Regions from separate parts of the Mus musculus genome. Here region 2 is linked to region 1. A link is a contact called in ENCODE Hi-C or POLR2A ChIA-PET data. All regions are on one chromosome and are shown on one strand. The core of a region is the stretch at or near the end of the contact, and the rest is flanking DNA. Distances in the headings are between cores, read along the strand shown. Region 1 holds the start of Cald1 (caldesmon 1). Region 2 overlaps Cald1 (caldesmon 1).

What was found. A loop is a pair of places that touch in the nucleus more often than their neighbours do. ChIA-PET counts read pairs that join two places held with the same protein, here RNA polymerase II (POLR2A).
Region 2: POLR2A ChIA-PET joins it to region 1 with 15 read pairs in Patski. The contact joins the enhancer-like site here to the promoter of Cald1 in region 1. A Hi-C loop is called at or near these places in 2 of 37 maps with a recorded cell type or tissue (gastrocnemius and heart). POLR2A ChIA-PET finds 5 or more read pairs at or near these places in 1 of 5 experiments (Patski).

Annotation. Positions count from the first base shown.
Region 1 is chr6:34,597,130-34,603,871 of GRCm38, forward strand. Cald1 (caldesmon 1) reads left to right here and starts at 1,375. Exons shown (of 14, transcript NM_001347100.1): 1 at 1,375-1,536.
Region 2 is chr6:34,657,016-34,663,442 of GRCm38, forward strand. Cald1 (caldesmon 1) reads left to right here. Exons shown (of 14, transcript NM_001347100.1): 2 at 5,113-5,201. Among named protein-coding and RNA genes, the nearest start is that of Gm13861, 6.3 kb to the left of the region's middle. Within about 2 kb of position 3,821, at least 1 of the 3 ENCODE cell types and tissues checked has a DNase peak (open chromatin) inside an H3K27ac peak, as active enhancers do; it is heart, where a contact is called at or near this core.

The DNA.
Region 1 (6,742 bases), core at 125-2,624:
AGGGGGTCCATGTAGACACTTCTGGGTGACTGGTTAATAACTGGGGGCTGGAGAAGAAACTCACCCATGTGGACCGACTGCTTCCCAAGCATTCTCAAGGAAGCACAAAGGGCGGGGGCTGTTTCCTGAATAGAGACAGCTTCTTTGTCAGATCATCATTAATAGAGAAAGGCTTTTTCAGTCAGACTGCATGTGTTGATTAAGCTTCTGGACTTGTAATTAGCCAGGGGAAATATTTAAAACTTCTTGGTCGGTGATGAGACAGTATCAGTAATGAAACATGGATTTCGTGCTAAGCCCCAGGTCTGACAAACAGTAAGTATTCCATTTTTTTTAAAAGCTAAGTACCGACTGAATGAGTTCCAAAGACTACAAGACCACAATTGGATGCATGTGTGGGCCAGTGACCTGCATTGTAACTCAGCATCTTTCAGGGCTCCCCTATCACTGGCTTTCTAGAATGTTCTAGGACATCTGTGTCACCTGTGAGAGCATATGTGTCTATCTATACCTGCCCCAAAGCAGGTCCTGGATCTCTCTATGTCCTTCTCTGCACATTTGTTTTTACACATTTCTAGTACAATCTCCTTGTTGCCAAGACAGAAGAAAGAAAGGAAGATGGGTGTTGGTAGGAAATGCCAATAAAGCTCTCTCTTAAGCCTAGGACTCTATCTGCTAGCTTCTGGCCTCACCTTTTTTTTTTTTCCTGGCCAACATTATGTACTAAAAAGACTGATACATTTTATTTATACTTTTTGTCAGTTGTTCCCATAACACACATAGACATATTCTAGGCTAGAACTTAGCCTGTGCAGCCAGCCGCCCTGCTTCTTATCCACTTCAGATTTTTAACTCGTATAATAATGTAAATTTATTTTTATAATGAAACTGCTTTGCAAAGAAATACACTATTACGGCTTCTTCGACTAAAATGTCTCCTCCCACCCCCAGCCTCACCCCTGTAAGTGTGTCTAACTGTCCACTTATTGTCTCGTGGACTGTACTTTCTTTTTAAAGCTCTATTTGTGTTCTACAAGACAGCCTCTTTCTCCAAGATTAACGTTTCTTATGATTGTTCCTGACAATGGATCTGCTTCCAGGAGGCCCTGCTTAGGATAACCAAAAAAGGGCATGGAGCCGGCTGGTTTTGGCAGCCTGCTCACGGTTTCAAGCTTTTTAGGACTTGGTTTTTCTGATGAGTGATATCCTGAGCATGCCTAGGGAATGACAGGCATCTGCACGGGCAGACAGCATCACCTTGGCTAGGGTGTCGTCATTGGCTGCCTATTAGAAAAACTACAGGACAATGCATACCACCGCCTGCTGACTGTAAACATAGGGGGTATGTGTTCACTTAGCATGGACTTCTGGGAGGGGCCAAGGAAGGGCGGTCTGCAGTTTTATTGAATAGAGCAGTGTGCATTAGGCTGCCTGCCTGCCTGCCTGCCTGCTTGCTCTCTTGCTGGGTTGCTTAAAGGAATCCCTGCTTTCAGACAGCAGGACATCCCTCCTTGGGAAGAAGTTGCTGCCCTAGAGGTAAGAGACAAAGTCTTTCTTTCTCCGCCTTCAGGGAAGCTGGGGCTGCTCTACAGGTTTCAGGCAACATTCCTGGCTAAGGCTGCTGGATATGCAAAATCTTTCAAGGCAGGCAACAGACCACGTAAATTCTCAAAGCCAGCGCCTGGACTTCCTGACCTGTTCCCAGAAGGTCAATGTGATGAAACTTCAAGTTTTGTTTATAGAGATGGCACAAACGGTGTCATCTCCTGGTGACAGGATCAGGGAGCACCAGCGCGTTTGCCCAGGATGCGCTTTTGTTCCAAGGGGGATGTGGTCTGTACCCGGAATCCTCAGGCCAGCAGCTGTGAGAGGATTCTGTCCCTTTAGCAGTTTCTTTCCCATCTTTGGTCAGCAGACATTTAAAGAGGATTCAGGTTTTAATTAAAAAAATAACATCAACGGCTTTTTACGTTGTTAAGACAAAGAATGTTTGTTTTGTTTTGTTGTGGGTTTGGGTTTTTGTTTTAAGCTAATTTTAAGCTAAGTAATGGGTTCCTCTTACTCTGCTACCAGGATTTTAGAAGTGGGATTTCAGAGATGTAAAGAAATAAGGTCAGAGTTCTACCACTAGCACCAACTCAGCGAGTGCCGCTCATCTGTTATTTGCTGAAATAGAAGATGCCTGCCCTGTTTGTTTTCTATAAACCGGAGCAGCAAGAGAATGTGTGCATGAGTGGGCGTGTGTGTAGAAATCATGGGTAACTGCCTACCAAAATATTTCTTGAGAAATCTTCATTTCTGTTGGAAAGTATGCCCCCCGAGGGTCTGAAAAGATAGGAGCTGGAGGAACGTTCCAGAAAGGAAGGAAAGGAGCTCTTATTTCCAAACAGACGTATTTGGGCATCTCAGTCAGTAGCGCAAGTTGGTAGTAGTCGGTAATTCCTTTTAGAAAGAGCCGATTGTAAAGGGTGGGGGAATTTCAGTGCCATGGCAATCCATGGTCAGAAACAGAGAGCAAAGAGCTTGGTATTCCCAGATCCCTGCTGGCAACGAGGCTCTGCGCGTGGGGCTGTAAATGGAAGCAGCACAGTCCCTTAGTGTTAGGCAAAACCAGACACGAGAACTAGAACTTACTGAAGACAAGGTGCCCTGCAGAAGAAGAGTAAGTCTGAGCAGTTAAATAATAATACTCATAGTAAGCTCTAGCGTTCCCAGGTGGCTGCTTCCATTTATGTTTGCCATAGACTGCGATGCCTTGAGGTTGGGACTTGCTAAGGAATCCTTGTGTTTAGAAGGGTGGGGATTTCTTGAGAAGTGACACGTGAGAACAGACTGCCCTGTGAGTTTCTTTCCCTGGAATGTCTCTGAGGAAGTGTGTAAGTGTGAGGGGAAGGCTGCAGGCAATCGTTTGCTCTGCTCGACTACTGTCCCTCCTCCAAAGACATCAAGTTCCAAACTTTGTACGGGGGGGTGGTGGTGGTGGTGGGGTTAATGTCAATGAAAACATGGAAAGCAATTTCTTTCTCAAGTATTCTCTAAACCACGAAGGGAATGCAGTTTGGAAGGAAATCTATAATCTTGGATTTGAGGATAAATTCCACTTTGAAGCCAACATCCTGGAGTGGCTGAAAGTTCATTTTCTCTATGACCAGTTTCTCCCATCCCCCTCACATGCTCCCCACCCCCAATCACTACAAAATAACATTTTCTGGAATAATACCGAGTGTGTTCTCCTAACACAGAGTGAGGGGCTTCAGTTCATGGTGACTGTCAGGCAGTTCTTGATGCTACTTTCTCCCGGTGAAGAACAATCTGGGAGAGCTTTCCCCTAATAGGGAGGTAAGTTGAGCTCTGTGAAGCCACAGCCTGGGAACTTTGATTCCATTAAAACCATCTAATGAAAAACATAGGAGAAGCTCTGGGTGAAAAAAGAATTGCAGAAAAGAATAGATCTTAGAACACGTGAAGAATGTATGTACTTAACCAGTTTACAGGCTAAGTGTGGGGTTGTTAGCATTTTTGAAAGGCAACAGAATGTGCAGTTTAAAGCATCCAAATTGAAGATTGCATTAGGCATGTGATTTATTTTTACACCTCAGAGAGAGAGAGAGAGAGAGAGAGAGAGAGAGAGAGAGAGAGAGAGAGAAGATGAAGAGACAGGTTGTGATTTCATAGTCAAGGGCTTAAAGGAGACACCTGAATGGATTTCCTGACAATTGGGACTATTCCCATTCTCCTTGGCTCCTCACTAGTCCCAAGCCTTGTCTGTTCTCTGCATGTAGAATAGGTTGGTTTAGAGGCGTGCCATAGAGTGGTTCCAGAGTCTAGCTTGGGTGTAAGCCTTTTCTTGAAAACTCACACAGTCCTGTCCACTTGTCATTCATGGTAGTTGATTACTGGTTAGTCACTCTTCAGTGAGATGAGAAGTGACTTAGAGATGAACGTGAGAAGGGTTTTGCCAGCTCCCCATCTGCCTGGTGTCTGTCACATGGCTTGGAAATGTGGTGGGGTGAGGCCATGGTTGGGGATGGGGGGGAGGGGGGAGGCTCGAAATGCTGACAATTCGGAATGCAAATGACATGGTAGGCCTGGGAAGGAGGTTAGGGAGATGCTGCCAAAAGGATCTTCAAACTTTAAGGAGGCGTTTTCTGGGTAAATCTCTCAGAGCCCCAAAATAGCACCATTAGCTTCTTAACAGAAAGTCCTGCTGGGACGTGGTAGCACACTGCCTGTAATCCCAGCACTTGGGAGGCAGAGGCAGACAGATTTCTGAGTTTGAGGCCAGCCTGGTCTACAAAGTGAGTTCCAGGACAGCCAGGGATACACAAAGAAACCCTGTCTTGAAAAAAAAAAAAAAAAAAAAAAAAAAAAAGAAAAGAAAGAAAAGAAAAGAAAAGAGAAAAAGAAAAAGAAAAAAAGAAAAAGAAAAAGAAAAAGAAAAAGAAAAAGAAAAAGAAAAAGAAAAAAGAAAGCCCTTCATCTGTCAAGCCCATCTAGATGCTTGGAGGCTGGGGGAGCCGCTCAGTTTAAAGAGATACTCTTAGTTGAGGCTTAACTCATGAGCTCCAAAGTGAGAGCTTGATTCTAGTTTTGTCTCCTTTGCTTAAATAACCCTGACCTTTAAGGATGCTATCAACTCTTTGGCCTCTCCTAGCATGGCAATCAGCACGCCTCGCTTCCATCTCACAGTGGTTAAGATGTCTAAACGAGATGACAGGTTTAGGTTTTGTCTCTTCTCCCAGTAGGCCCATAGAGCCTAAACTGCTTTCAGTTTGAATCTTATGACTGTTATGCTAACTCTGGGTGGTGGTCACCATCATTTCTTGTCTTCCCTGAAGATCTCTCCTCTTTCCTCCTATTTAAGACATCTTACACAGTACTTTCTAGGACCTTGATCCTAGAACCTTAAGAAACTGGTCTACCCCCAAGGCCATCTGAAATTCGGCTTTGTAGATCAGAGACTAGGGAGGAGACAGATAGCAGAAGGCAGAACAGGGTAGGCTATCTGTGGAGCAGAGCAGTATCCAGGAACCAGGGAATGTAAGAAGCCAGGTGGACAGACCAGTGACAAAGTGCTGACAACAGACAGGCCTTAGCAAATGAGGTGGCTTCTTTGCCTCTAGCCAAAAGGATGGAATTAATCCCAGCCTGTCATGCCTGGGCCTTGTAGGCAGGATGAGGTAACCAGCTGCACCTGGTTGGGGTTTCTGCCCTTATTGAGACCAGATTTCTCCAGGAGCTGTGCCTCTCTCCTCTGCTGGCCTCATTGTTTAGTATTCTCAATTTTAACGAAAGCCCAGTGCCACCCTTATGCCTTACATGTTCAGCTCCTCCATCTCCTAAGCAGACGTGGAGCTTTCTTAAATTCCCTGAGTTGGAAGTCACCAGGAGCTCAGCTGTAGGATGAGAACCAGACAGCATCGAGTGTCAAGCAGAAGAGGGCACAGCCAGTTGTCTTCAAACGGGGAGAGAGAGAGAGAGAGAGAGAGAGAGAGAGAGAGAGAGAGAGAGAGAGAGAGAGAGACAGAGACAGAGAGACAGAGAGAGAGAGACAGAGAGAGACAGAGAGAGACAGAGAGACAGAGAGAGACAGAGAGATAACTTCAGATAGCGTTTTGTGCTAGCTCATCTAGTCTGCTTAGAAACTCACAAACCTCCTGCCTCAGCTTCCCAAATGAGTACTGGGGTTACAGATATGGACCTCTATACCCAGCTCAGGAGTGCCTCTTGTTTTTCAGACCTGGTGTAAGAAAATGGCTCTGAGCGTAGGGATATGTAGGAAGAGTGTGTTCCCATTCCAAGGAAAAGGCGACAGGAGACCCGTATCCAGGGAAGAAGTCGTTTTCAATAGGAAGTTTACTGGGGTTAGAAAAATTCAGAAATGGCTGTTTGCAAGTACCCAAGAGAAGATAGAGGATTAATGAAAGGGTCGCTAAGCAGCAGTGAAGAACAGTTGGACTTTGCAAATTGGGTGTTCTTCCTAAGTGCTCATCTTCATGCATGTTTGTATGTGTTTTTTTTTCACACGTATGCCACAATGACCGTTGCTTGTTACTGTTTACATCTTGTCTCCTGGGGCTTCTGGCAGGGCTCTGTGAGTATGCGGATGAAAGCACTTGACCACCAGGAAATCATTTTACTTGGACAGGAACATATTAAGCAAGAGTACATAATTGGCTCCCTTTAAGCCCACACAGGACATCTCTCTCTTGTCTCCCAAGACAATTTGCTGGGGAACTAGTTAGGCTCCACCAATGGGCCAATGACAGGGCACCTACGGGCAGGACCAAGGTGAAGGGACAATAGGGACAAGAGCCAGTTGTCAAAGGTGGAATCCTGAGGGCCAGTCTCAGCCAGAAAGGATAATTCAAAGTAAGCATTGTCATGACTTCCAGCCAACTGAGTGTAAGAGAAAGAAGGAGAACTAGTGAAAGAAAAGAGCTGAACAAACTTTCCCAAACTGGAATCTCCCTCAACAAGGCAGTGTGGTGAAGCACGGGAGAATTGACTCAGAATCGGGACCAGTGGTTTAAGGAAAAAGGCAGGGCTATAACATATAGGAGCAATAATAAAGGGGTCCAAGATCCAGAAACCAAACAGGGCTCAGTTCCACAGAAGATGGGGTTAAAATCCAGGTGGGTCAAGGACGCCAGCAGGGAATTGTGGCTCTCAGCTTTGTGTTCCAATTCACGTAAACTCAGCTACTCTAGGCAGCTGTTCTACCACCTGGAAAATTCCTTGC
Region 2 (6,427 bases), core at 2,571-5,070, 62 kb after region 1:
GGTCCTCATTCTCTGCATGCTGACCAGTGGTCAGTGTCTGGGTTAACACCATTGCTGAGAATTCAGCAATATGCTAATCTATGGGCATAGCAGTAAATCATTAGGACTTAGTTCAAGTTACACTCTAGAGCTCTAGTACTAAACCAGCATGGCACTGACATTTAAAAAGACATGTTACCCAGTGGAATAAAACTGAGGGCCCAGATATAAATAAATGAATACTCCTACATCCACCTGTTTCAGACCAAGAGTCAAAACAAAAATCACCGACTGGAAGAAAGATAGCATCCCCAAGAAGTGGTGATGGCCACCCTCCTTCTTCTTCCTTTTTTCCCTCCTTCTCTCATTCCTTTTCCTCTCCTCTCTCCTCCTCTCCTTTCCCCTCCTTCTCCTCCTCTACCTCCTCTTCTTCTTCCTCTCCCCCTTCCTCCTTGTTTTCTCCTTCTTCCTCCTCTTCTTCCTCCTTCTCTCATTCCTTTTCCTTGCCTTCCTCCTCTTCTCCTTTCCACTCTTCCTCTTCATCCTCCTCCCTTTCCTTTTCCTCCTCCCCTTCCTCTTCCTCTTCCCCTTCCTCCTCCCCTCTCCTTTCTCCTCCTTTCCTTCCCATCCTTTTTTTGTGGTTGTTGTTGTTGTTCATTTGTTCTCTCAAAGTATAATAGACATACAGTAAAGTGGATTCTTTTTAGTTGAGTTCTGAACTTTTTGTAGTAGCTAATAACTACCACAAATAAGATCTACAAGAGCCCCAAGATCAAACTCTCCTTGTAAACTCTAAGCGTTTGCTGTGCACCTCTGTGGGACAACACAAGAGAAGTGTGCTCTTTGTGTTTCCTTTGTGTTCTATTTTGTTATGAGACAAGCTCTTGCAACATAGGCCAAAGTGACCTTGAGCTCAATACTGTAGCTCAGGCTGGCCTCAGCTCCCCACTGCTAAGATTACAAGCATGTGCTGCCTTGCCTTGTGGGGTTTTGCAGTCCTCTTATGCCATCTTGTTTGAGAACAGTGGCTGTCTTGGTAGAAAGCACTGGATTTGGGGGTAATGGGAGCTCTACCGCTTTCCTTCTCTCTGGGATGGTGACCCCTGAGCTTCCGGCTATTGCAGCAGCTTTCTGATGCCTCAGGAGAGATCTTATATTTTAGTCAAGTTTTTCAGCTGTCTCCAATCATAACATTGGGCTGTCCCAAGCTAGTCTCCTCTAGGCAGGTACCTCAGTTGGTCTATACACACTCAACAAGCTCATCAAAAGCCTGCTTCATATCAGGTTTTGTAACTGGTTCTAGAAAAGCCTTAGCAACTATGATAACTCCCGGTGTTTAGTCAGGGAGAGATCTTTGGAGTAAGACTATTATGGCTTACATTTCAACTCTATCATTATTAACTATGCAGCAATGATCCTGAATCTGTTTCTTTACTTTAAGATGGTGAACACTGAACAAGGTAACACATGCCAAGTCCCTTGGACATAGCAGACACTCAGTAAGCTCTAGACACTACTATGCAATATGTTATTATTTCTAATATACTCATCTCTTAGAAGTGTTAGGGATGGGATAGTACTGGGTGGTCCTGGAAGGAGAGTGAACTGGCCTTTTTTTTCACAGTTACAAGGTCTTCCACATGTGTTAGGATTCATAACACATCTCTTTCCCTTATTCCCTTAAAAGATCAAATAACTATATATAAACCAGATGAGTTGAAGATATCTTAAAAAACTATTCTTCAAGTGCTTTATATTGGGCTGAGGAACCGAGAGACCAGGATAGTTAAGCAACTCATTCAAGATCTGTCTGCTCATTGGTGTTTATGTAAATGCCCTAAAATTGTCCATTCCCTCCATTCTAACAGACTTCCAACTTCCATACTAAACTACACAAGCGAGGCAGAGACAAGTACTAATGTTTTATTTACCACTGACTCATTTTTGAATAAACTCCACAGATCTATTTTTAAATATTTTATTTTAATATCCATCTCCATGGGTACCTGATTCCCTGCCAACCGAGGCTGGAAGAGTTGCTTCCCGTTCCTTTCCCATTGTGAGCATCACGTCCTGTAGCTTTCCCTGCTCTGCAGGTCATTAGATAAATGTTCTGTCTTATCATCCACCACAAAAGACTGAATGGAACACATGTAAGACCACACGAAACACTCTTCATGTTCCCAAGTGTGTAGAAGTGCCTCTCAACCTTATCCACAACACAAAGTATCTGGTGTTCTTCTGGCCTCTTCTAGCATCTACCTAGACCCTCATGTCTCCTAGCAAAGATAGCACTTCTGAAAACACCTTCTGAGTGACCACCCCCAAATCCCGTGGGGACAGAGCAGTGTGGATGAGTTTCAGAATCACAAGCATACAAAAGTCCACACCAGTATTTGCTATTGGAACATTGTTCTCAGAGTTCTATGCAGGGGTCTTCTTCCATGAGCTGTACCTTCAGTCTAGCCATCTACTCTTCATTAAAGACCATCCTCCCCCATCGGTCTCAGTACATTTTCTGCTGCTAATAGAATGATGCAGGTTGGGTAATTTGTAAAGAAAAGAAATTGAGCTGGGTGTGGTGGCCCATGCTTCAGTCCCAGCACTCAGGAGTTCAGAAGCAGGTGAATCTCTGAATTTGAGGCCAGCCTGGTCTATATAATGAGTCCAGGTCAGCCAGGGCTGTGTAGAAAGACCATCAAAATCACACACACACACACACACACACACACACACACACACACACACACACACACACACACAGCACTTGGCTTCTCACAGTTTCTAAGGCTGGAAAAGTCAATACCAAGGTGAGGGCTTCTAGATCCTTTATGTTGTGTGTGATACCAAGTGTTCTGGTCTCTCTTTCTCAGAAAGCCACTGATTCCATCATGATGGCCCTACCATGGTGACCTGGTCTATTCTTGATTATTAGGCTCCCAAAACTCCATTCCAAATTCCATGTGAATTTGGGGATTAGGTTTCCAGTGTATGGACTTTGGGGAGAACTGACATGATCAAACTAGACTACTAACCCTACCTACTCCAGTAGCCTCTATAACATCCTGTTGTTTAGTTTACTTAATCAAAAGTATGCATTGGCTTTAGTTGAGCAGCATGTAAGCTCCATGAAAATAGACTCTCTGTTCATCATCACATTCCTAGTCCTGGAGCAGAGTACTCACTCAATAAGTAAGCAGACTGTGGCTTCAGACAAACCTATCCTGCTTTGTCAACCTCTGGTTTGAGTACTGGCTTCACTACTTCCTAACTGGAAGTGACAAGGAGTCATTAGGCTTGGTGGCCTTAACTTACCACTTAAACACAGCGAACTTTTAAATCCTTATCCTACAAGGTTTTTATAGTGATCAAATAAAGTACAAGTGTGTGATGTGCTAACACAATTCTTAATAAATAATAACTATTACTGTTACTTTCATATAATGAGTACAAAGGATATTATGGATCAAGTATTATTTGCTAGAAATAATAATGTTGACATTCCGGGTCCTAATTCAGCAGTGGAAGGTAACATGTTAAATTAATTCTTCAACTGGTACTTCATGCTGGATAAAGTATCAGCCAATTTTATTAAGTTCCCTAATTTAACCTTTCCAATGGCTCCTTGTTGCAGCAAGACATTACCTGAAACCCTTTCGTGGTATCCATTTGGAAATATTTTGAGTCTGATGACAAGGAGACAATCTCTCCTTTCCTGTCATTACACCCTGGTTCTCCCATAGTGAAAGTTTTCGTGTATAACCCATTTCTCCCCATGCCTGGGTAGATGCTTAATTCAAAGGAGCAATAAATAGCGCCTGGCTGTTTGCCACCAGCTTGCTAGGGACTGGGGAAGGACGACAGGCTCATTCGCCATGTGTCTAGCTCCCTCCCTCCCTTCCTTTACCTCAGTCTTTTCCTTCCTTAAGTACGTCTGGTCTAGACTCAGCTTGGTCTGCAGAGAGCTTGGCAAGGGTTTCAGAGCAGGGTCAGCCAGAATGTCTGTGCTTGGCACTGCACGGTCGGCTCTGGCTAGAAGTGATAAGGTGAGGGATGGTTCCCACGGACAGGGATTGCCTTGAAACAGAGTAGAAAATCCACTCATTTCTCATCTGCAGACCTGCAACCCGAGCACAAAGGGAAAGGCTTCTCTCCCAGTTCTTTTGTTATTTGCTTTGTTTTTCTGTCTCACTCTCAGGACAGTGCACACGCATGCACGCACGCACACAAGGACACTAGGACAAAAAAGGATTTTCCACCTACATTTAGCATACTTCTTTCCCTAGTTTCCTTTTACTCACTCCCTTTTTCAAAAAGTAAGAATGCTGAATATATTAGGAACAGAGAAAAAGAAAGTAGGCAAATAAATGTCGGTCCTGTCAGAGTAGGTGTATGGCCACACATCCTTCTCTGCCTTTACATTTAGGATAACATGACATTTACTTTCTTCAAAATGAAAATGTATGATAATCCCCCCATATACATACATACATACATACATACATACATACATACATACATACATACATGTGGGGGCTTATTCTTATGTATGTGGTACACTGTGGAAGTTGGTGGACAACCTTCCTGTCAAGTCCCACCTTTCCACCATCTTTGACCAGGGTTCAGCAGGCAAGCTGGACAGGCAGTTCGTGGAGATTCTCCTGACTCCAACTCACATGCCCCTGGGCTTACAGACTTTGGGATACTGTCTCTACCTTTATGTGGATTCTGGAGACCTGAACTCAGGTGGTCTAGCTTGTATTCAGCAAGCACCTTTACCTGCTGAGCCATCTCCCCATGCACAATAGCTATTTCTAAACCAGGCCTATGTTCTTCCTTCAGCACTCGACTAATGATGGTACCTGAGGGAGAATCGATATCTGAAATGTGCATTCTAGAGTTGGGGGGATGGCTCAGTGGGTAGCTCACTTGCCTCCAAGCCTGAGGTCTCATGTTCAGTCCCCAGAACCTGCACAGTAGAAGGGGATGACTACAAGTGCCCTCTGACCTCCACTCTACACTGTGGCACACACTCAGAGAATAAATAATAAATAAATATACAAGAATGAATGAATACTCTACATTGACTATAGGTAATTATACTTAATTATTCAATCTTCCATTTTCTTCCAGATAGTCAATAACAGATTTCAAGATCATCAAATCCAACCCACGGGGGTGGACAGTCAAAGGTTCAGAAGTAGACACCTGACTGCTTCTGTGTAAGTAGAGTTTGTTGCTTTGGGCTCTGCTTATAGTACTTATATAACCTCTCTGCCTGATTTGCTGAATTCTTGCATTTAAAGTTATCTCATAAAAACCCCAGCCCTGCTTGCTACTCCTCTTCTTGTTTAGTTAGCACTCAGTGAATCTGATCGACTTTATCAAGGTTTTGAGGAATACTTTCCTGGTTTATAATCTGACTTTCTGTTATTTCTCTTTCTTATACATGTAATTTGTTTGCTTGTTCCTGATACAAGCCCTGGCTAGCCTGGAACTCACTTTGTAGACCAGGCTAACCTTTAGCTCACAGAGATCTGCCCGCCTCTACTCTCAAGTGCTGGGATTAAAGGTGTAAGCCACCGTGTATAACTTCATGTGTGATTTCTTAAGACACATGAACTGTTCACTAACTATGACTGATACTGTAGTCTTAAGGGACTAAAGAGGATGCCTCTGCCTCACCTAAGCTCATCGTTGGGAAAAGGCTAGCGATTTCAGGAGTAATGGATCACCTACCCTTTCAAACAAGTGGCTCGCTCACTCTTCTGTTGCTGTAATAAACCAAGGTCAAAAGCAATGAGTAGATAAAAGTGTTTATTTTAGCTCACAGTTCGGGAGAGGTCAGAGTCCATCATGACAGGGAAACGTAGCAGCAGGCAGCAGGAACAGGAAGCAGAGAGATCACATTTCAAGGGTAACAAACTGGGAGGTGAGCCTGAAATGGGGTTGATATGCAACCCTTCAAAGACGCCCTCCAGCAGCAAGGTTCCACATCCTAAAAGTTCTATAGCCTCCCAAACAACATCACCAGTGACTATGTGACTATAGGGCATTTCTTATTTAAACCACCACAAGTCTACCAGTAGAAGCAGCCACTCGAGGAGCACAGAAGGGCTTTTCTAAGATAGGGTGTGGAAAACAAAGGAAATGGAGGGGGGGGGCGGTGCCTTAATTCAAAGAAGGGTTTTTGGTTTGATTTGGTTCTTGACTTTCGGTTTGCTTGTTTGCTTGTTTGTTTTCAGAAATTTAGCACCATTCAGACAATTACTGTCTCAGGATTCTTTCAGCTGTACCTTATTCACCCTGGGTCCTTTCTCTTCTTCATATCCTTGGTTCTCTTTTAGCAAAACCTCTCTTGGGGTAGGGGTGTGTGTGTGTGTGTGTGTGTGTGTGTGTGTGTGTGTGTGTGTGTGTGTGTCTGTATTTCTATGTTTGTGTCTGTGTG